Regions from separate parts of the Homo sapiens genome. Here regions 2 and 3 are each linked to region 1. A link is a loop called in an ENCODE intact Hi-C map of the cell type or tissue named here. Cell type or tissue: MCF 10A. All regions are shown on one strand.

What was found. Hi-C counts contacts between places; a loop is a spot of excess contacts. Peaks named below come from ENCODE experiments on the same cell type or tissue, not always from the same donor. Only the 100,000 strongest peaks of a DNase experiment are listed, where the experiment ranks them.
Region 2: it touches region 1 in a loop (2.7-fold over the local background); 2 of 110 quality-filtered maps call a loop at or near these places.
Region 3: a loop joins it to region 1, with 7 times the contacts of the local background. A loop is called at or near these places in 23 of 110 quality-filtered maps.

The regions. Positions count from the first base shown.
Region 1 is chr1:178,528,542-178,536,541 of GRCh38, forward strand. LOC105371631 (a long non-coding RNA gene) reads right to left here and starts at 4,191. Exons shown (of 5, transcript XR_922310.3): 1 at 3,795-4,191; 2 at 472-606. RefSeq lists an enhancer at 7,848-8,000. In MCF 10A, a CTCF peak has its summit at 3,939 (motif pointing right); DNase peaks (open chromatin) are centred at 1,670 and 3,950.
Region 2 is chr1:178,027,282-178,035,281 of GRCh38, forward strand. It overlaps CRYZL2P-SEC16B (CRYZL2P-SEC16B readthrough), which reads right to left. Exons shown (of 32, transcript NM_001356506.2): 3 at 7,424-7,520; 4 at 5,746-5,804; 5 at 5,149-5,214; 6 at 4,270-4,379. It also overlaps the pseudogene CRYZL2P. Among named protein-coding and RNA genes, the nearest start is that of CRYZL2P-SEC16B, 6.7 kb to the right of the region's middle. In MCF 10A, a CTCF peak has its summit at 4,719 (motif pointing right); a DNase peak (open chromatin) is centred at 4,750.
Region 3 is chr1:178,306,285-178,314,284 of GRCh38, forward strand. All of the region lies in intron 3 of RASAL2 (RAS protein activator like 2), which reads left to right. Among named protein-coding and RNA genes, the nearest start is that of CLEC20A, 190 kb to the right of the region's middle. RefSeq lists a silencer at 4,430-4,724. In MCF 10A, a CTCF peak has its summit at 4,541 (motif pointing right); a DNase peak (open chromatin) is centred at 4,567.

The DNA.
Region 1 (8,000 bases):
CAGCTCTAATTCAGTGCCGAGGACTGGTGGCAGTGGTCTCTGCCTTCCCCATCCCTTGATCTTTCCCAAGCCCCCTCATGCCCCAGTCCCATGTCACCCAACTCACAGGCAACAGGACATCTGTGTGTGTTTCAGGGACAGGCTTGCCTGGCTGTCAAAAAGCTGTTTCCTGTGCCCCTGGGGAGAGACCTGCAGGGAGCCACCGCCAGACGTTCCTGCTGACACTGCGCACAGGCCAGCTTTACTGGCAAGCTTGTGCTTTATTCGTAGGTCTCAATGTCACCTCCTCTGGGACAGAATGATACTTAATTTTGTCTCTTTTCCTAAAAATACTATTCCTGTCCTGTGTACAGAGCCATGGTGGGCATCTCCCTGACCCAGGCCCCTACTTCTGTGCCATGGGACCCTGCCCTCCTGGACATAATCAGGAGCCGGTTGACTGGACCGGGGTGGATGCCAAACCCAGCTCACCCAGTTGGATTCCTTTCCCTGGGGATTTGGAACTGGAATTTGGTGAGAGCTCAGTTGGCCCCAGAATTGAAGATATGTAACTGGGAGCTGGGTTGCCATCTGCCACCGTTAGCTGAAGATGCAGAAAAAGCTGATCTGTTGGAAAAGAAAACCAGTTCACAGAAAGAGAAGAATGAAGTGGAGGAGTGGAGGGAAAGGCCCTGCAATCCAAAGAGGGGGCTGCAAGAGCCACTCTCCGGGTCCCAGGCCCTCTTGGTCCAGTTGTAGTTCCCACCTTAGCTCTGAGGGACCCCCTGGCCTCTTGGACTATATCACCCATTCCTGTTTAGGCAGAGTGGGCTTCTGTTATCACCAAACAAGCCTTAGCTAAGGCCACACAGAAGAGATCTTGGAGATGGTCTGGTCAATCTCTTCCATTTACAGGTGAGGGGTTTGAGGTCCAGAGGTGTGTGGCGAGGCGCCCTCCGCTGTGGCCAGGCCAGGACTACAGCCCAGGTTTTCTGGCTCCCGGCCCAGCACTTTGCTCCCTTTGCCCTGTGGCCCTCTGGGGCCAGCAACTCTTTTAGAGATAGCAGGTGAGATAGGAGGAGCTCAGAGGTCACAGCCAGCCGGATCCAGATACAAATTGGTGGATGCTGCAGACACGTTACTTAGCCTCTCTGAGACTCAGCATATTCCTCCAGAATGTAGGGGTGATAACATCTAGTTAATAGGAGTGTTGTGAGAATTAAATGAGTATATATGGAGGAATTAGATTTTTTAAAAACTGTTGTGTTGACAGTAACCATGAGGTCAGAGTTGCCTTTCCTGGATCAAAGGCCTTCCATTCACAGACCCAGTTTTCTGACACATTGACTAACACTTATCATGTCGAGGCCTGCAATGAAATGAATTTTGATCTACCTTAAAAAATAAACAAATGACTTACAGTTATTTTGAGAGGAGGTAGGAAATAAAATAATAGGAAAACGTGAGTGGGTGGGGATCAGGACTGGCTATTCTAGAGGACAGGGGTGGGTCCCTTGTAACACAGCATCTCACTCCTGTCAACCTGGTGGCCAATGACAACAGAGTGAGGGGCAGTTGGCTCACCCCAGCCCTCCCATAGGTAACAGGTGCGGCAGCCCCAGGCCTTGACGCATGTGGTCATCAGAGAAACATGAGGGTGAGTCATCTGGGAGCAATTAAGAGGGGAGGCCCAGGAGGAGGCCAGACTGTGTCATCCATCCCATCACTGCCACAGCACTGGCCCAGTGCCCACTCACAACATTCCTTCTCCTGGGTCACAGGCCACAGGCCAGCCCAGAAGGTGGCTGAGGATGGGCTCAGGCATCCAACACTTCTGACTGGGGCCCAGATCCATCTCTCTTAAACTCAGCAGCTCTGAGGATCCCCCAATTCCATGGCAACGGGCTGCCTACCCACCTTCCCAAGGGGTGCTACTCTGACTTGCCACAGTCTAGTCTCAGCAAACTGAAGCTGTCCTTTAAAAACATAAATTAGAACATGTCACTCTTCAGCTCAGAACTTTCCAGTGTTTTCCCACTTCTCTCAGAGCAAAATGCAAAGTCAATGGTTCACAAAGCCCTACAGGATCCGCCCTGCTGCCTTCCCCATCCCTAACCCTGTACAGTATTTCACTTGCACTTTCTAGCCATGCTGGTTTCTTTGTTTTTCTTCAAACACAACACATACCCTCTTGCCTCAGGGCCTCTGCACTTGCAAACCCTACCCCCTCTCACCACCCTGCCACCACCATCACTAGAATTCTCAGCCTTCCAGTCGGCCAGCTCCCTCGCCTCAAAGTTACCTTCTCAGTGGCCCCCAGTCCCAGCATTCCTTATCTCTCTTACTGTCTGCTTTATTTTTCTCTCCAGCACTCTTGTCACCAACTCACATACCATACAGTTTACTTATTTGTTTATTGTCTGTCTTTTTCTACGAGAATCTAAGCTTTTTGAGTGTGGAGATTTTGTTTCTGTCACTGCCATATCCCAGGGCCCAGAACAGTGCCAGGCACTAGCAGGGGATCGATAAGCACCTGTCGAAAGGCCACGTGGACATCAAGAGACTTACCATCTACTGGGCACTGAGGGTTCTGGGCTAAGAGCTTTTCTAATATTATTTATTTCATTTTTTTTTCTTTTGAGACAGAGTCTTGCTCTGTCCCCCAGGCTGGAGTACAGTGGCGTGATCTCCGCTCACTGCAACCTCCGCCTCCCGGGTTCAAGCAATTCTCCTGCCTCAGCCTCCCGAGTAGCTGGGATTACAGGTGCCTACCACCACACCTGGCTGATTTTTGTATTTTTAGTAGACACAGGGTTTCACCATGTTGGCCAGGTTGGTCTTGAACTCCTGACCTTGTGATCTGCCTGCCTCAGCCTCCCAAAGTGTTGGGATTACAGGCGTGAGCCACCACGCCTGGTTATTTATTTCATTTTATACTTATGACAACCCTGTGAAGTCCCTCTGTCATTCTATGCAGCCGTTGAAATTGTCATTCTTGCCATTTTATACAGGATGAAATAAACTCAGAGAGAAGGTAATGAGCATAATCTGTCTGAGGTCACAGGATACGTGGCAGAGCTGAAATTCGAATCCTAGCATTCTGACTTCAGAACCTGTTTCCTGGACACTCTGGCTTCTCTCGATGTGGTCCCCGGCCCGGCAGCATCAGCACTGTCTGGGAGCTTGTGGGAGGTGCAGCATCTCAGGCTCTACCCCAGACCTACTGAATCAGAATCTGCATTTTCACAATACTTCCTGGGTGAGCCCTTCCAGGGCACACTAAAGTCACCACTATAAGCAATGGGATCTGCTGTATGGAAAACAGGGGGCCTCGCTCTGAACAAGGGGCTGCCCACGGCCTGGGGGTCATTCCCCTGCCATTACCGCCCCCCGCCCTACCCAGGAGCGCTCCCCTGTCTGCTGTTGCAATCCTGAAAGAAGGCTGAGAAGGGCTTGGTGCAGGTAGTGAGGCTTTAGGCTTCCTCTTCAGCTGCCCACGGGCCTCTGTCGGAGGGCCAGATTTCGTGTTGATCAGGGAAGGCTCAGCCCCTGCCTGTGTGTGAGAGCCAGGCCTGTCATGGACAGGGCTGTTGGAGAAAACGCTCCCCGTTCACTTAGGGAGCAGCAGGCTGCACCTCTCAAAAGCAGGCAGAGAGCCAATTTGACATCAGAGGTACAGCGCTGAGCCCGGGCAAGAAGCCATTTCCCCTTGACACTTCTCAGGCACTTGGACCAGGAAGGCTGTTAAAACAAAAACAAAACCTACTCTCATTTAGGTTATTAATGCCTGGGAGCCCTGACACTCATTTTATTACCAGGAGCCACCTTTGGTCTTGACATTCACTAAGGAGTGGGCCTGGAATAAAACCAGAAATCCCCATTCTCAGTCTGCCCCAAGCCCTCCAATTCCGAGGGCGCTGTATGTATAAGCTCGGGCAGGCAAAAGTCGACTGTGAGAACACGCCAGCAGAGGGCGCTGTGGCCCCATCAGTCCCTGCCCACTGAACTCTCCAGAAGGAAAAGCGGCAAGGATGCAAACAAGAAAATCAGACCAGACTGGGAGTCTAGACCCTGCGTCCCACGCGGTCCCACCATGGCTTCCTCTTTGGAATTTTCAGGGGGACCCAGGAAGACTGACACCGCTGATCTGTGCCTACAGGAAAGCCAGTGGCCCCTCACAGAGGGATCAGTTCCAAAAGGACACCCCAAATCCGTATTCGGAACTCACAATAAAGGGACTTCCATTCATTCCTTTATTTACTTAACTAGCATTTGTTGAGTACCTGCAATGGGCCAGGTACAGGGCTGGACGAGGTGTTTTTTCCATAAAATGATGCTGTGACAATGGTTAGATTCCAAGTTTGCTGCCCCACCCCGCCCCGCCAAAAAAAAACTGTTTTATATCTTTAATGGAATGAGACTATTTTCTGTTTTAGGGTCAGAGAAAAGGAATAGGGGAAGGACAGTGTGGAGAAGAGAGAGAAAGGAAGGGAGACAAGTAGGAGCGAGAGGACTGGAGAGAAAAAGAAGCTGGGTTTCAATCCCATCATGGTATATATATATTTATAATTATTTTATTATTTTTCCTCCTGAGTAAAAAAAATAGTACCGAGTAGTTGGGACTACAGGTGCATGCCAACATACCTGGCTAATTTTTAATTCTTTTTGTAGAAACAGGGTCTCACTATGTTGTCCAGGTTGGTCTCAAACTCCTGGCCTCAAGTGATCCTCCTGCCTCAAGCCTCAGCCAAAGCTCAGGATTACAGGCGAAGCCACTGCACCCGGCCCTGGTGTACACAAAATACTGAACCATAAAAGGTTTGGTTTTGGCATCATCCTATTTCCCTTTCTAGACCTGGACCCGAGACTTATCTCTGCAGAGCACAGCATTATGTGAGGCGCCCCAAAGCCAAGTGTCTGCAGCTGCTGCTCTTCCCAGCTCAGTGTTGGTAGGAGCTCAATCTCTTAAAAGAAAGCACCCTGATATGGGACAGACCAGCCCTCCCAGGGACTTTGCACATCTTTTTTTTTTTTTTGAGTGAAACAGGGTCTTGCTCTGTTGTCCTGGCTAGAATGAAGTGACACAATCATGGCTCACTGCTGCCTCAACCTCCTGGGTTCAAGTGATCCTCCTGCCTCAGCCTCCTGAGTATCTAGGGCTACAAGCACATGCCCAGCTAATTTTAAAATATTTTTTATTGTAGAGGCGGAGATCTCACCACGTTGCCTTGGCCGGTCTCCAACCCCTTGTGAGCTCAAGTGATCCTCCCACCTCGGCCTCCCAAAGTGCTGTGATTATAGGTGTGAGCCCTTACACCCAGCCTGTTTGCATCTTTTAATGAGTACCCAAATTAACCTCTAATTGGTAAGTTCCCAGGCAGTGGGCTGGAGGGGAGTGACAATTTCAGACTGTGCTGAGGATGGAATTTGGAAGCAAATTAGAGTTAGGGGCTGGGATGGAAAGATCATTGGCAAGTTAGGGGGTTTGCAGATCAGGGGTAAATATCTCTAGCAGTTTTGAGTGACTTCAGTGTCATTCTGCATGTGTGCTTGGGTGAGGCCAGAGACAGAAGGTCAGTTCAGGGAAAAGGCTGGAAGCCAGAGAACTGCTGAGCTGGGAGAAAGGCCTCAAGGTAATGGGGCTGCAGCAGGCCTGACTCTCCAGGGGCCACCACCTGAGAGCCCTCCCCATGCAGCATGGTTCTCCAGCTGGTTCTCTAGCATTTTGCCCTGCAGAACAGATGCCCTTGCTGCCAAATTGCCCACACAGCAGTTCCCTGTGGTCAGGAGAGACTTGCTCAGAAAGTCCTGCCTCAGCGGCTGTGAGCTGGGCTCTGGGAGCCTGGGTCTTTCCTAAAGAGCCTGCTGTAGGAGGTGAGCAGAGCCTAACAGGCCCGGGGACACAGTTGTGCCAGGGCCATGCAAGGACAGATTCCCTTCCCACCGCAAGCCAGGTTTTGCCATGGCACTGCATGCTAAAGTCCTCCATTAGGATGAAACTTAGTCATCGCGCACATGGATCTCCTCCTCTGCCTCCCAGGGGATCCCAATTAAGAAGCCCCCCTGCTTGCTGTTCCTTTGAAAAGTTCTGCTGGCTGTGCAGGAAGCGGGGCAGGGGAGGAGGAGACCTGCCTGCTCACCAGGCCTTGGTGGGACCACAAGAGAATCTGGGTCCCTGTCCTGCAGAATGTAAAGCTGGGGTTGCCCTGCCTCGGCCATTGTGCCTTTGCTAACGCTGAGTTCTCCAGTGGAAGCATTCCTCGGATCACCTCTCAAGTCCTGGCCATCAAAATTAATCCAGAGTGACAGAAGTCAAAATAGGGTTACCTTTAGAGTGCAAGGATGACAGGGAGGATTCTAGAGTGCTGATGCCCTATTCCTGATCTCGTGGTGGGGATATGGGTGTGTACTATGTGTAAAAATTCATCAAACTGAATATGTCAAATGGTGATGCTGCTTTGGAAAACAGTTTGGCAGTTCCTCAAAAATGGAACATGGAGGCCGGGCGTGGTGGCTCACGCCTGTAATCCTAGAACTTTGGGAGGCCGAGGTGGGTGGATCACCTGAGGTTAGGAGTTCGAGACCAGCCTGGCCAACAGGGTGAAACCCCGTCTCTACTAAAAATACAAAAATTAGCCAGGCATGGTGGTGAGCACCTGTAATTCTAGTTACTTGGGAGGCTGAGGCAGGAGAATCACTGGAAACCGGGAGGTGGAGGCTGCAGTGAGCCGAGATCAAGCCACTGCACTCCAGCCTGGGCAACAATGCCAGACTCCATCTCAAAAAAAAAAAAAAAAAAAAAAAAGGAGGGGTAATCTATAGACTAAAACAGACTAAAAAGTTATATCAGCCAGTTTCAACATCTGCATCTCATTTGTACCCTGATTCAAATTCTTTTTTTTTTTTTAGACAGAGTTTCACTCTTGTTGCCCAGGCTGGAGTGCAATGGCGCCATCTCAGCTTACTGCAACCTCTGCCTTCCGCATTCAAGTGATTCTCCTGCCTCAGCCTCCCAAGTAACTGGGATTAGAGGCACTTACCACCACGCTCGGCTAATTTTTGTATTTTTAGTAGAGATGGGGTTTCACCCTGTTGGCCAGGCTGGTCTCGAACTCCTGGCCTCAGGTGATCCACCTGCCTTGGCCTCACAAAGTGCTGGGATTACAGGCATGAGCCACTGTGCCTGGCTCAAATTCTTTTTAATAATTCACACAGGACAGTTTTAAGACAATTGGGAAATTTAAATTCTAGGAATTATTGCTAGTTTTGCTGTGCAGTAGAATGGTGGTTATGATACCCAAGAAGTTCTTTTCGAGTGATCTGCTAAAACATTCACAGATAAAATAGTATGATATCTGGTATTTGACTGAAAATAATAGAAGATGGAGTGAACTGATGGGTGTGGGGATGGGGCTGGGTTAAGCCATTGCTGGGGCAGGAGAGTGGGTAGGTTTGTAGTAGTTCATGATACTATCCTGTCTACTTTTGTGTATGTTCGAGTCTCCAAAGTTAATAAAGCTAAAACAAAGATATATATAGATCAAAAAATATATATGATGTATAACAAAGTATTTCTCCAGAGAAACAAATATAAACAAAATGGAACAGATTGAGAATCCATAATTATGTAAGAACAAGATCTTTCTCATCTCAGCCAGTTTTTCCATAACTAGGTTTTTTGGCAATGTGTGTTTCACAAGCTGGGACTCTCAACTCCTAATCCAGAAAATTAAGCAGAAACTTACAGATTACTAAAACCCAAGGAGAAAGAGTTGGATGCAGAAAAATTTATGGAAGATTCTGGGTCAGAAATGAGCAAGTGTTCACACCAGAAGGTCCTCTACTGAAGGCATGAGCCAGGCTGCAGACGTGCTGGTGACTGAATTGGATATGAAAATAGCATATCTGTCTGGCATCCTCCTTCCTCACAGAATTGGATGGCAGATCCCTGGTTCTCAGGACCATTGAACATTAAAACCACCTGGGGGCTGGGCACAGTGGCGCACACCTGTGATCCCAGC
Region 2 (8,000 bases), 500 kb before region 1:
GGCATGGTGGCACACACCTGTAGTCCCAGCTACTCGGGAGGCTGAAGCAGGAGAATCACTTGAACCTGGGAAGTGGAGGCTGCAGTGAGCCAAGGTGTGCCACTGCACTCCAGCCTGGGCAACAGAGCGAGACTTCGTCTCAAAAAAAAAAAAAAAAATTCACGGGCTGGGCGCGGTGGCTCACGCCTGTAATCCCAGCACTTTGGGTGGCCAAGGTGGGCAGATCACAAGGTCAGGAGTTCAAGACCAGCCTGGCCAATATCGGGAAACCCCATCTCTACTAAAAATACAAAAATTAGCTGGGCATGGTGGTGTGTGTCTGTAGTCCCAGCTACTCGGAAGGCTGAGGCAGACTAATTGCTTGAACCTGGGAGTCAGAGGTTGCAGCGAGCCGAGATCTTACCACTGCACTCCAGCCTGGGCGACAGAGCAAGACTCCGTTTAAAAAAAAAAAAAAAAAATTATCTCCAGGCACAAGCTCAAGAGAAATAAAGGAAAAAGAATTAAATGGGACACTGTATACAAAGCACTTGGAAAACAAAGTGTTAGACAAACTGAAGCCATTGTTACACCATGCAATCATTTTTTCTATTTGAACCTCATAAGAACATTATTGAGGAGATATAATTACTTCCAGTTTCCAGACAGAGACATAGACTCAGAGAGGTAAAGCAATCAACCAGGGTCATCCAGGTTGCAGGTGTTAGAACAATTACTCAAGCCCACTGCTGCGTTACTCCAAAGCCCATGCTTTTCCACTCCATCACCCTAGGAGAAAGCCATACCTAAGGCCCGACACAGATGGCATAGATGGTGGTGAGCCATACTGTGGGGAAGTCTGGGGTTTGGAAGTCTCCAGAAAAGCTGCAAACACTCAAGCATTGCCTAGACATGCCTCACCATGGGGCAGCACCCACCAGCCCAAGCACTTTAGTCTCAAAGTGAATTTGCAATGAAATACTCCAAGAACACTGGTGCCCTTAAAAGATTCCAAACTTACTCATAACTATTTGAAACTGAATGCTTCCCTCAAATATTCCTTGGTGGAACCCTGAAATAGTTGCAGTTCAGTGAGGGCTATTAGCACACAGTGCCACAGTGGGCAGACACTGCTCTAGGGTCAGGCACCTGAATTGAATCCCGAGATTCTCACTAGGTCTCCATGGGACCTGCAGTGAACCATTTTCTCTCTTGGTGCCTCGCTTTCTTGATCTGTGAAATAGGGATAATAAACACTTACACTGCCCACATCCCAGGGGCTTTGTGAGGATCAAGGGTAAGATAATTGCCGCAGAGACACTTTGGAAGCAATATGAAATGCTGTGGATTCGAGGTGTAATCAAAATGACCTGTTCCACATAGGTGGCATGGTAACATTTATATTTTTGTTTGCTTTTGTTTAAAACCATTATTGAGGTTCAAGAAAATACAGCTTAGGTTAATTTTAATATATTAATTAAAGTGAGCTTTTCTATCTACTATTTATAACAATTTATAACTATTTAAAACAATTTGTACAATTTTATCTTCCTCGAAATGTTAAATAACCAATAGCTCTAGACAATAAAACCAATTATAGTCTCTCCCCCAGACAGGAGCTAAAAGCCCATCCTGTTAACATGAAATGTGTTCATATCACTTGAGGAGCCTCCTGGTATCTATGATTACTTTCAGAACTCACATGTCCTTCCCAAATGGAACTTAATAGGAGAAAGGAGAGATGTCCCCTAAAGGAATTCCAGACCAATCCAATTATTTCCAAACCTATATACCCAGCTGCCCTCTGGCTATCCAATTGCACGCTCCACAGGAATCTCACATTCAACACAGCCAAAACCCAACTCACTATTCCTGCCTGTGTTCTCAATCTCAATTAGATGGCAACTCCACGAGTTAACTTAGTTTGCTCCTTCCCACTCAATGTCTAATAATAACAGGATTCTTTTTAAAGAGATTCTTACTGACATGCCCCGCCCTCTAATAGGCACTGCACGTGTAATCTCAGTATTCCCACAACAACTCCATGGAGAGAGCATTCTTTTACAAGTGAGAAAACTGACGATATTAAGCTGGAGGCAGAGCTGGAATTTGAACCTACGTCAGGCTAACTTTAAAGTCCTTGTTCTTTCGACTAGAGCAGGATGCTCTCCAGGTACCAAATTATCTATTTTTTTTCCACTTCAGTATCTCTCAATGCATTGTTTCCACTGCCTTGGTTCAGGTAGCCTATCCTAATCCTGGCTCAGATTGCTCCAAGAGCCTGTCCTATTGCTTCCAGACTACCCTTGACCTTTCCCCTATCCCTCATCCCCACAGCTACCAGAGTGAACTTTTCCAAATGCAAAAATATCATGTCACTTCCCTACTTTAAATCCTCAACTCCTCTCAATAGCTTCCAATAAATGTTCAAATTCTTCAGCCCCACACAAGGGCCTCGTGATCTTATCTCTGCCCTCCTCTCTAGAGCCACCTTCCACCATTTCCCCCCAGGTCCCTGGCTCCAGAGATACTATTTGCAATTCTCTGAATGCATCATGCTAGTTCCTAGTTCTCTATCTTCTAATAAGTCCTCCCACCACTGAAATGGCCTTCACTTCCCTTCTTCCTCTATTCAACTGCTACCAATTCTTTAAAAGTCAGTTTAAATGTCCACCTTCTCCAAGAAATCCCCCTTTTCCAACACTCACAGCCTCAGAAAGATACTTCTGAAGAGACCTAAGTCTTTTTTCATTATTTTATTCATTCATTCATTTAAGAAATAGTTCTTGAGGGCCTACTATGTTCTAGGTACCATGCTAGGTGCAGGACTACAGGGATGAACCAAAGAGACACTGTCACTGCCTTTATGGGGATTACAATCCAGTAAGAGGGAGACAATAACCCGATAAGGACACAAGTAACCACACTCTGAGCTATGTATTATGAAAGAGAAGTAGAAGGTGCTATGAAATCATATATACAGAGGAGGGAGAGGGGCCTCACCTAGACTGAGGGACAGAGAATACTTCTCTGAAAAAATGACATTTGAGTTTAAATCTGAACGACAGCTCTGAGAATTACAGGTAGAGAAAATAGCATGTGCAGAAGGCATGAAGTGGGTCAGACCTTGCCAGGGTCTAGTAGCTGGAAGGATGAGTGATTTGCTTCTAGGCCCCCTCCCTAGTCTGTAAGCGAATAGATGGCAAGACCCTGCTCTGGGTTACTTTATATCCCCAGTGCCTTGCACATGATTTTTAATCAATGAATGAATATATTGTTTGAATAAATATATGTTTGAAAACTGGAGTTATGATTTTTGTAAGTGGTGACTCTAACATACAAATAACCTTGGCCTGAAGAACATTTGTTGCTACATCACTGCAAGGCCTGTGGCTCCAGCTGCTGCCGTCACTAAAACAACTCTGTGCCAAAGAAAGATGAATGCTACTTCAGAAACCTTCAGAAGTCAACCAGTAATATGATTTCACAAATATTTTAGAAACAGAACATTTTAAAGCAAGAATGTTAGAGGTCGTTTCATTCAAACCTTCATATACATCTGTTCTCCACCCTGTAAGCTTACGGATGTGACTTCTAGATTAGTGCTAATTGGGTTCAGTTTTGAAGACCTCCCAGGAAAAATATTCCTGAATCTCTCTAGGTAGCCTCTCCCTCATATCAGTGGCAACCCTTCCTTTGAGCTACCACTCCAATTTATTCTTCAGAAATTCTATCTTAAAATCCTTCTCATATTAGATACTGCCCAATGTTACAAGGTGATGAGCATGTAATGGCCACTGCTCAACTAAACCCACCTCTCTGAAGCAATTCTGAGTCTCACCTCTCTGAAAAGATCAAGAAGTAGTACGTATGCTCCAGGTAAAGAGTCAAACTTCAGCACCTTTTCTCCTGAAATGTCCCATCTGACACACTCAACAAGGCCTCACAGAAACAAATACCATAGGCCTCTAATAAACTCAGAGTGAAATGGGTTTAAATAAACCAACTATCTACACTTTAATACTTTTATGAGATCTCCAGGGCGGTCACATTTGAGAGAGGTATTTCTCCAATTCACAATGGCCAAGTTCACAGCCTATCATCTCCTCTCAGACAGAAGGATGTCCTCACAGTCAAAAAACCCCAATCTCAAGTGGCTACCTCCCTTTGGCCTTTCCTCAGCCAAAAGGAAGGGAAGGGAAGGGAAGAGGTGGGGCATGGCCTTGTCGGACACTTCTGATATCAAGAGAAGGGTACTTTCTAGCCTTCTGTCATCTACACAGTCCTTACCCAGGCTGGGTACGGGCCCAATGCTCAAGAGCAAAAATCGCAGTGCCATAAGTTATAGGGAGGACAGCAGCTTCTTATAGGGAGACCTTTTCTGGAATCTGCCACAGGTCCTAAAAAAGAGATAACAGTGACTTACAGATTGAGTGTATGTACCTAAGTCGTAAAGGCTGCTCAGTAAATATTAGGATTTGATTCAGTGACTGATTTGTAAAGGGAATCACTTGCCCATAACCAAGCCCAGTGGAAGTCAAAACTAAGCAAGCTGTAGCAGATTTCAGAACTTGAATGCATCAGACTTCAAAACCCCAAGGCTAGCATCTGGCTCAGAAAGGAGCCAACAGGTAGAGAATGGAACACAGATCACTGTACTGTGATGGGTGAATGGTCTGGTATGTCAGTTTTACCTCAGTAAAGCTGGTGGGGACAATTGTGTACTGTCCACCACCAGGGGGCACCATTCACACCCTGCACAACCATGCTAGACTACCCTGGCTGGCTCCATTCCCAGGGCTATCTCTTTCATAAGCTTTGTGTCTGGGAGAAGCCCATTACATCCAGCTCAATGCCCAAAACCAGCTTTTCTACTAAAACTACCTAGTCCAAATGAACAGCCAGCTCAAGGACTCAGAAAACAAAATGTTGTTCTTCATTAAAACACTCAATGCAAACAAAGCTCTGTGCAAAGTGTTGTCACATTAATGAAGAGAAGGAGTTTAACATTTGAAAAAATGAAGTGCTTAGCTGAGAAACAAGACATGACCAAATAAATACAAAGAAAAAGAGGGAGAGGGGAAGACAGGAATGAGGGATAGGTGGAAATTAAAGAAAAACAAAGGAGAAAAAACATCTTCAACCATTAATCTTGAGTGGTACAGATACCTTCTGGTCAGTGACGCATTCTTCAGCCATACAATTAAAGTTTCTTGTGCCAATAACTCTATCTCCCTAAAGGAAACATACCATTAAGGATATGTGCAAATGTATGACCTTGCATTCCTTTTCCTGAATTAATCAAAAAAGAAAAAAAAATGCACATCTCTGACTCCATAAGACACAGGTTGGTCTTAATTATTCAGAGTTACTGTTTAGTAAATAAAATAATAACTCTCTCAATACCACCACCAGGCTGTGAAGCCAATTTGAGTGAGCACATTTGAGACGAAGAGAGAGAGTAAGGGAAAGGTTGATTTGAATTAGAAGCCCACTCTTAATTTCACAAGAGAATCAAATTCTCTGTCCTCTTGGTTAAAGACTGAGGTGCCGCCTTTTATTCATAATGAAAAGTTTAATGAAGCCAGGAACTTCCAATTACTTCCTTTCCCCAGAAAGAATTTTGTTTCTTACCTTTCTAGTTAGGTTTCCCTTTGGTGTCTGCAGGCAAAAGCCAGTAGAAGCAAGACCCTTTGGCTACAAATGAAGTTAGCATATTTTTCATAGCTACATATACATTGATTCCCTAGACTTCAATTAATTTACCTCTTTAACTGTCCTGACATCTGTGCCTGTCTCCAATACTGTCCCAGAAAAGTCCATTCCTAAAAACATATTGTTTAAAGATTAGGTTATCTGTAAAACACAACACCATGGAGATGAGAAAACACTGATCGACAGGCTATTCCAACAGCTTTCGGAGCTGAGGATTTAGGTGCCCCTCCTCCTCTCCATATGCAGGTAGAGAGGTAAGGTGTTATACTCAAAGCACAGGAAAGTAAACATAAGATTTCACCATCACAACCTGGGAAGCTATAGCAGTCTCAATCTTACCATGACACAAATGAAAATTTCAAGAATGTGCAAAAGCACAGAGAATCACAGGTACACAGGTACTTTTGACCCTAATCACTGGGACCTCCTATAGCACCCCAGTGACAATGTTCATCCTATTTATTTATCTGTTTTCAAGTCTCTTCTGCTGGCCTGTAGGGCCCTCAAGGACATGAACTGTGTTTATTCAGACAGTACTTGGCTCAACTGGATGAACTGGTGCTGTCTGCCCTTTCCTTTTTCACCTCTGAAATTTCTGAATTAATGATGATGTTTCCTACTTGAGCTGCCAGGGGAATAACTCAATTGTGTATGACATCTTCCCCCCAACCAGTATTTCAGCAAATATAAACAGAAGGAAATGGTTCTAACTGTCGAGATACAATCAAACACCCTGAAAACAAAACACGGTAACTATTTGCAATCACTCTATCTTTCATGATATATATCTGTATAAAATGTACATGTACTATATACATGCTAAGCTATACTTACATCCCTTTAAATAAATTTCAACAACAAAAATCAGTCACTTGTCCACATGTGCAGGATCTAGGGGTAGACTGGGAACAAAAATCAGGCAGAGGGCTGCTAAGAAATCCACACTCTTCTTCTCTCTGATCCTTTGGCATTAGGTTTTGTTTGTTTGTTTGTTTGTTTTGTTTTTGAGACGGAGTCTCACTCTGTTGCCCAGGCTGGAGTGCAGTGGCATGATCTTGGCTCACTGCAACCTCCGCCTTCTAGGTTCAAGCAATTTTCCTGCCTCAGCCTCCCGAGTAGCTGGGACTACAGGCGCACACCGCCACGTCCGGCTAATTTTTGTATTTTGGTAGAGACAGGGTTTCACCATTGTTGCCCAGGCTGGTCTTGAACTCCTAGGCTCAGGCAATCCGCCCGCCTCAGCCTCACAAAGTGCTAGGATTACAGGCGTGAGCCACCATGCCCGGCCTGGCATTAGGTTTTATTGGGAATGTGTCTGTGAGGCTGAAAGTTTTAGCTGCAAACAGATGTCTGTGATCCTTCAGTGAAGAAACAAAACTGGGGCAATATCCAGCAAGGAAAGGGAATGAATGGCTAGGACCAATGATAATTCTGGTGAAAATTCATTTGTTCATTTCTTCATTTTTAGAGTATTTATTGAGCACCTACTAAGAGCCACGTACAATGCTAAGCTGGGGGATATAATGTTGATCAAGACAGGCATAGACTTTGCCCTCATGGGGCTCACAATCCAGTGATCCCAATACACAGTGAGATGGACACATATAACTGAAACATCACCGATGGCAGGCAGACACCAACAGAGCACTGCCTGAGCCCAGGGGCATGATTCTGAAAACTCCCTGTATCTTTTTTTCCTGAAGCAGTCACTTGGTCTCCCTATACTCACCAGGTGTGAAGGGAAGATGGGGCCTTTCCTGATATTGATCACGGCAGATCAAAATATCACCAAAGTTAACTCCACAGAAATGGACATCAACTCTGACCTACAAAAGAAATAGAGCAGCAAAGCAGAACAGTACACATCCACGGAGACAATGTTTATTCAATCATACCAAAATAGTTACTGAATGACAACAACATGCCAGGTACTAAAGTAACAGCTGGCACACACTCATGGGCAAGGCCTCTGCCTTCATGAAGCTAAAGTATAGGAGGGAAAACAGATATTAACCAGATAATAATGAAGATACATATATTAAGTTATAACTCCAGTACCAAGCATTAATGATAAAAAATATATGGTGCTATGAAAGCACATAATGGAAGGATTTGACCACTTAGGGAAGTCAGGAAAAGCATTCCTAAGTAAGCAACACTTTGAACTAACAACTGAGAGTTAACTATTCAAAATAGGAGGCAAAAGCCTTGGCACAGACAAAAGCAATGGCGTGTACAAAGACACTACAGTGGGGACACAAGAGAGTTTGAAGCCTTACTGAGGATTTTTTTTTTTTTAAGACGGA
Region 3 (8,000 bases), 220 kb before region 1:
TCCAGTCTATCATTGTTGGACATTTGGGTTGGTTCCAAGTCTTTGCTATTGTGAATAGTGCCGCAATAAACATATGTATGCATGTGTCTTTATAGCAGCATGATTTATAGTCCTTTGGGTATATACCCAGTAATGGGATGGCTGGGTCAAATGGTAATTCTAGTTCTAGATCCCTGAGGAATAGCCACACTGACTTCCACAATGGTTGAACTAGTTTACAGTCCCACCAATAGTGTAAAAGTGTTCCTATTTCTCCACATCCTCTCCAGCACCTGTTGTTTCCTGACTTTTTAATGATTGCCATTCTAACTGGTGTGAGATGGTATCTCATTGTGGTTTTGATTTGCATTTCTCTGATGGCCAGTGATGATGAGCATTTTTTCATGTGTTTTTTGGCTGCGTAAGTGTCTTCTTTTGAGAAGTGTCTGTTCATGTCCTTCACCCACTTTTTGATGGGGTTGTTTGTTTTCTTCTTGTAAATTTGTTTGAGTTCATTGTAGATTCTGGATATTAGCCCTTTGTCAGATGAACAAATCACATGGACACAGGAAGGGGAACATCACACTCTGGGGACTGTTGTGGGGTGGGGGGAGGGGGGAGGGATAGCATTGGGAGATATACCTAATGCTAGATGATAAGTTAGTGGGTGCAGTGCAGCAGCATGGCACATGTATACATATGTAACTAACCTGCACAATGTGCACATGTACCCTAAAACTTAAAGTATAATAATAAAAGAAAAAAAAAAAGCACGAAAAAGATGTTCTAAATAAATTGCGAAGAAGACAAGTTATATAACAGCATGTGCAGTCTAATCATTATTTCATTTTTTAAAAAAAGGTACAGTATGCACACAGAATAAAGATTGCTTATACACATCAACGTATTATGAGCATTATCTTTATTTTGCTTGTATGTTCTAGATTTTCTTAAGCAATGTGCATTTCTTTCATACTAAAAATATTTTTAAATAAAATATACTAATTACTTTTAAAAAAAAAATTTTTTTCCACTGAAAATGAGATGTTTTCTTAAGGCATGTGTGCATCATGTCTAAAGTACCCACTTCCAGATTTAGAAAACCTAGGAAAAAACTATTTTCCCCTAGTAACAGTATCCAGATTTTAATTTATTCATCAAAAGACTATCTAGATTCAAACCATGCAAAGCATGACTTGCTGAATTTTCAAGAGGAGGTAGTAGGGTTCTTTGTATACAAATAATACTGGAAGGCATATTAGTTGGCCGTGTGAACTAAAATTAGTAAATAGTCATTTTCAATGTCAATGTAACCTACAAATTCAACTTCTTTTAAAAAAACCAAAGCTATCAAATAGCTTGCAAGAACTCTGAGAAGGGGGAAAAGTGAAAGCTGAAGAGTGGACATTTTTATGAACTGTGCATTTATGGAAGAAAATTTATCTCTGTTATTGCATATTGCTTACTGCTTGGCTGGTGGATAGCACAAGGTGAATTTGGAGCTGTCTCCAATCTTTTTGTTGTATTTCTTTGACATTCCGGTAAAGTTCATGTTTTCATGCCCAAATGGGCAAACTACAGTATGAGCCTGAAATGAGCAAGGATAGTTGTTTGCATGTAACATCATAAACATGTTCATAAAGCTGGTTTAATTAGAAAATGCCAAACATTCGTAAATCCGAGGCTTTCTCAGTCCTCAAACAGAAAGTTCAGATTGAACTGGTAAATTCAAATCCAAACATTTACTAACTCAAGGCTGCAGAGATCTCATGCCTCTATTTTAATATATTATAATAAAATATTAAAGTTATCCCGTCATCTTACTTACAGAATGTCTGGATTTTTATAAAAACTGTGCCTGTGATAGTAAATTTGTGTTATTATCCTAGAGTCCTCAAAAACCTATAAACATTTGGTAAATACATTTAAAATTATAATTTAACATAGTATGCCTCCGATATATTCTAGCAAGCCTTAGAGAAGAGTGTATCAAAAGTCTTTTAGAGTCAAAGCTAGCTATCTAAAATTTTTATGTTTGTATACATGAAGACCAAAAAAGGAAATTAAGTTGGAAAACTCTGAGGAAAAGCCAGCCTTTTACTTTATACCATCTTTTCCTAAGTTTATTGACCTCTGAGTGACCAAAAACTTGAGAAAACTTTGAAGAAAATTAATATTAAAGTAGAATATGTTCTCTAGGGTATTTATAAAAATATTATAAAGGATAAAGCTTTTGATCAGAATTAATAAAAGATATTGATTATTCAAACATTAGCTTTTTTTTTTTTTTTTTTGGAGGCAGGGTCTCACTCTGTTGCCCAGGCTAGATTACAGTGGTGTGGTGTAATCATGACTCACTGCAGCCTCAACTTCCTAGGCTCAACTGATTCTCCCACCTCCACCTGCCAAGCAACTGATACTACAGGCACTCACCACCATGCCTGGCTATTTTTTTTTTTAATTTATTCTAGAGACAGGGTGTCACTATGTTGCTCATGCTGGGAAACCTTGGTTTAAACCCTGGCCCTTTCTGTTAGATTAAATTAGCCTCAGTTCTAACTTTATTTGTAAATTAGTGAGGACTCTGTTTTTATTCCCAAGACATTGTTAGAAATATCTAGATAATTTATGCAATAATTTCAAGATGCTAGAATCTTCTGTAGAACTACTGGATGGTAATAGCATTGGTAGACAGGATATGTGCATAATGAAGATTTAATATTATAAGAGATATATTCTTTCCTTTATAAAATAGAGTAAAAATGCTGATAAATAATGTCTGTGTATGGTAGTACTCAATATTTAGATTGGCTATTAAATTAATGTGTGTATTTACTTAACCAACAGAAGCAGACCTTGAACTTTATGGTGATATATTAATACATATAAAGATCAAAATCTTTATAAAAAATAATATCCTGGTATTTCTAGCTCTGAAAGTTGGAGCTCAGTGGATAATGGCAGCCACTGATTTTCTTTGAAATTTCCTTAAAATGTCATGTCTTATTCCTCTCCTGTAAAATAAGATTATTTGACTACTGTCTATAAGAAAGCTCACATTAAAACAGCTGCATAATATCTAGGCATTATATTTGTATTCCACATTAATAGATGGCAGTGATATGCAAGTAATTTGAGGAGAACTCAGATAAGCTCAAGAATTATCAAAATCATTATGAATAATTAAGGTAGAAAACCCTGGAAAAATCTTCCTCAAGGTTTTGGTTGAGTAGTTTTGGGTTTTCTTAAAAACCATGAGTGACTATATATTTATTCTTTGAAATAAGATTTGGAAGGATGTATGTGGTAATACTGATGGTAATATTCTGGAAGAATTGGCTTGATTATGGGATAAAATAGCCATATACAGTCAGTTCTGTTATAATATGACATACAGAGTCCTAAAAATCACTACACTATGCAAGTGGAGACAAAGTGGTTAGGGGCACTACTCTCAAAAACATGGTCAGTAACACACAAAAAAGTGATAAAACTAGGTTTCAAATACTATAATGAATATAGCACTTTACCTTGAAAAAATCCTAAAGTTTCCTTGTGGTAGAGGGCATCAGACTAATTTGTAAGTGTATTTTGAATTGATAGAAGGAGGGTTATTTAAAAGCGGATAGAATGTTGTTACAACAGGCATGTTGGGTGTGGCTAATAACACTCATGCAGTGAACTGAGGCAGCTGGTAGATGTTTGAGGTGTATCTGAATATGAACATCTTGTATATTCAACATGGCTTGGTGAGTAGAGTTTCCTTTGTTCATTTAGTGTTTATTACAGATGAAATTTGTAAATTAGTGAGGACTCTGTTTTTATTCCCAAGACATTGTTAGAAATATCTAGATAATTTGTGAAATATTTTCAAGATGCTAGAATCTTCTATAAAACTACTGGATGATAATAGCATTGATAGACAGGATATGTGAGTAGTGAAGGTTGTGCATAAGGAAACACAGATTTTGTGTTATGTGCAAATTGTTACCTAAAATAAATCAATTGCAGTAGAACATTAAAGTTTTCAAAGCAAATATTATAACAGAACTGACCTTACTACCAATCTGATATAGTTAGATTTGCCCATTAGAAAGAAGTTTGCATTATTAGCCAATTAAATGCAAAAACTTCATTTACATTTGAACATTTTCCTGATTTTCTTTTGGAAGTAGTTAATTGGGTCTCAAAACTGACATGAATAAAATAAAAAAAAACTAGTACTTAAGTTCTCAAGCTAACCTACTAAAATCAATTTTACTGTTTGATTTTGTTACTTTTGTTACTCTTATGAGCTAGATTTTGATTAGCAGTAACATTTTTTTTCGATTGGGACATCAGTTCTCAATTCTAAGTTGAGGTGCGAGACCACAATTCTGCTGTAATTTGAAGTTTGGATTCCTAATTTGTTCTTTTATCTTCCATATTTTAGCACAGTGGAGATTTGTTTACTTCTGTGAAGGTGGCTCCAAGGCAGTGCTGCCACTTATGGTTGCTCAAACTGTTACCCAATTACCTGTCACTTGTTATCGCTGATTTGTAGCTGTTTCATAAAATTTCCAGTAGATGGCAGTAGAGTTTCTTCAATAAAGGACTCCCTTTCTAATTTGTGGAAGTCATTTGTATAGGCTATTGTCATGGTTACTGTTCCCAGTTTGTACAGTCAAGTTCTGTGGAAATGGGTGCCCAAGAAGACCAGAGTAGAGTACTCCAAAATGTGATACCCACACTAGAGGCTCCTCTTAATCAGCCCTAAGGCCAAGTTCTTAGGAAACCACTGTGGTGGTTGGAGAATCAGGTGGGAAGTAGGAATGATTTTTAGATTCAGCCTGGACATCTGGAGGAGATGAATGGCAGATTGAACACAAGCATCTAATTATACTCCTCCCAGAAACTCCACCAAACCTACTAAAGGTGTTTTATTTTAAAGACATGATCCATCAAGGATATGGAGAACGAGAAAGAAGAAAACAGCCATACACACACACAAACACACACACACACACACACACACACACACACACATTGAAAGCTGAAAAGCAAATAGAGTGTGGCAAATGACATAGCTTACTTAAGAAAGCCAAATCTTAACTTGGCTATGAAGAAGGCTAAAAATGAAGCTGACCTTTACCACAGAATCTTTAAATAGCTCAGGAATTGAGCCAGACATATGTGGTAGCAGATCCCCAGGTCTCCTCCTCTTCCCCATTCCACTGAACAACTGTTCTTCCTACCTATACCTCCACCTTAGTATAAGACTCCAAGTATACTCTTTGGAGGGAAAAAAAAAAGCCCAAGTATCTTTGGATTGGGAGATACTAGGCAAAATTGAGAACAGGGCATTTTACCACATATGAGGGAATTAGGTGAATATGTGCACGCTGAATGATGGGACTCCTCCACCTTTCTTCTCTCACTTGCCTTTACCCTACAGGCAGGAGATTAGTAGAATACCCCTTGGTGTATTTAGCCCAAGAAGAAAGATCTAAGAATACCAACTTTCCCAAGATTAGTGGACATCTGAAGAAAAGCCTGAAAGAGAGAGACTAAAACATACAAAAAAAGAAGAAGAAGAAAAGAAAAAGAAAAAAGGGAAAAAACAACTTGGAGGTAGAGACTAGGCAGGGAACAGAAAACTTTAAAAAAATGATTGATATCCTCAGAAAGATAGGATGTTACATACATGAAACAAGAACAGAATGTTTTACAAAGTTGAGCTTTTGTCTACTAAAAAATTAGAATATAAAACTCAATATAAGGGTTGGAAAATGGAATTGAGAAAATAGAAAGTGGAGAGAAAAAAAAGATAAAATAATGAGAGGACCAGTCTAGGAAGTTGAATATCAAAACAACAATTCCAGAAAAAGGGAAAGAAAGGGAGCAAAACCCTAGCAAAATAATTTCAGGAAATTTCCCACCACTGAAAGATATGTGTTTCCAGATTGAAAGGGCTTACTGAGTTCCCATGACAAGTCACATTTCATGAAATTCTAAATTGTCTCTAGTGACAAGAGACAGTCTTACAAACCTGCAAAAAAAGGGAAATTGGAGTACATACAAAGGATCAGAAAGGCTGCGGACTTACAATAAGCAATATCAGAAGCTAGAGAACAATGAGGAATGCCCTCAAAATTCTGAAGGAAATTTTTTTCCAGTCCAGAATTGTATATTTAGCTGTAAACTATTAGTCAAATTTGAGAATAGCATAAAGACATTTTCAGACATGCAAGACTCAAAAAAGATTACCTCCTACACATCATTTTTCCTGAAGCTAATGAAAGATATGTTTTACTAAGAATGAGGACAGGAGATCTAGCACAGGGGAGAGAAAAAGGGAACTTTTAGTAGAATGCTAAAGACAGAACCAAGTTTAATAGCTCGGTACAAGATGTAGAATAAAGACAGCCAGTTCAGACTGGAGCAGCTGATAAGGCTGTAGCGAGACTTTCCAAGAACACAAAATTGATAAGTTAACTCAATCAGCGGAAACAATAGGAAGCGCATTTGTGGTTGAATTAACAATAAGCATATAGATATCTAAGCAAATGAATAATACAAGAGAACACTATAAGAGAAACAAAAAAGTAGCTCAGGACAAAGAGAACACTTCTATAGCACTTTTTATCATATTGGGCACTTTACATATATGAATTTTTTAATCCTTGTAAACCCAAGAGGTAGATAATGTTACAATGAATATTTTATGGATAAGGAAACTGAGGCATAGAGAGGTGAAGTAACTTGCCTAAATAGCTAGACAGCCATTAAGTGGCAAAGATAGGCTTTGAACCCTGGAAGTATGCCTTCAAGATCTATGCTCCTGACCACTATGCTACAGTCTACATAGGATTTACTCTGTGGCTGGAGTCTAAATAACGTACATAGTCATAATATTGTTTGCCTTTACCAAAATTATTATGTAACTATATAGGGAAGGTGAGAGAATAGGAGTATGTATGCACCTACTGGGATGGTGATGGAGGAGGAAGGATTCACATTCTCATCTTTCATAGTGGAAAGTCAATAGATAATGTCTAAAATAGAGAAATTTTAAAGTATCAACAAAGCAATATTATTCAATATTTGATGTTAACTACCAAAACAATTGGCTAAGAGAGGTAAAAGTGGTTGCTTCTGCAGAAGGAAATGTGTTAAAAGAGGAGGGCTGGGTATTGCTGTTTGTTTTAACAAGTTGTAGAACCAGTTGACTCTAAACTGTGTGCACATTTTTTTTTTTTCTGTTTTGAGACAGGGTCTCACTCTGTCACCCGGGCTGGAGTGCAGTGGCATGATCACAGCTCACTGCAGCCTCAAACTCCTGGGCTCAAGCAATCCTCCCACCTCAGCCTCCCAGGGAGCTGGAACTGCAGGTGCACACCACCACACCCAGCTAATTAAGGGCATTAATTCCTTAGCTTTTAGGGATTTAAATGGGAGGGCATATTACATTGATGACGACAGGTGGGTTTCACACTACTAAAATATACTGTTTTTAAAATTAGCTAAGTCTTTTCTCATTCTATAGTCACTTGTAGTAAGATATTAAGTTAGCCTTTAAAACAGCTTAGTTTTTCCTTATCTAAGGTAAGGAAGATAAATTGAATCTGACAAAACAAGACTAAAAACTTCTTGGCGTTTTCAGGTTAAATTATTATAATCTAATAGACAATAAAAACAACCTCTATTGGATGCTTCAGGAATGTTTTAAGAAGATATTTTCTTCTCTTTGTCTCTTTGTTAAATAAAAATTCAGCTGAAATAATGCTAAAGAACAAGTTTTCTGCAGACCATAAATGCTGTGCCTATGATTTAATGTATCATTTTGATTGTTTATATTTCTGCCGATGAATTCAAAACCCAGGGACCACGATAGTAAAATACATAAGAATTAATTCCACATAGGTCTCTTGTAGACTCACAGCAACCTTTGCTCACGTGAGAAGATCCAAAAGTGGAGTTTTTATACCTAGGTTAGGAATATTTTTACTGTGTCTCTTGCAGTGTCATATAAATAGAATTCA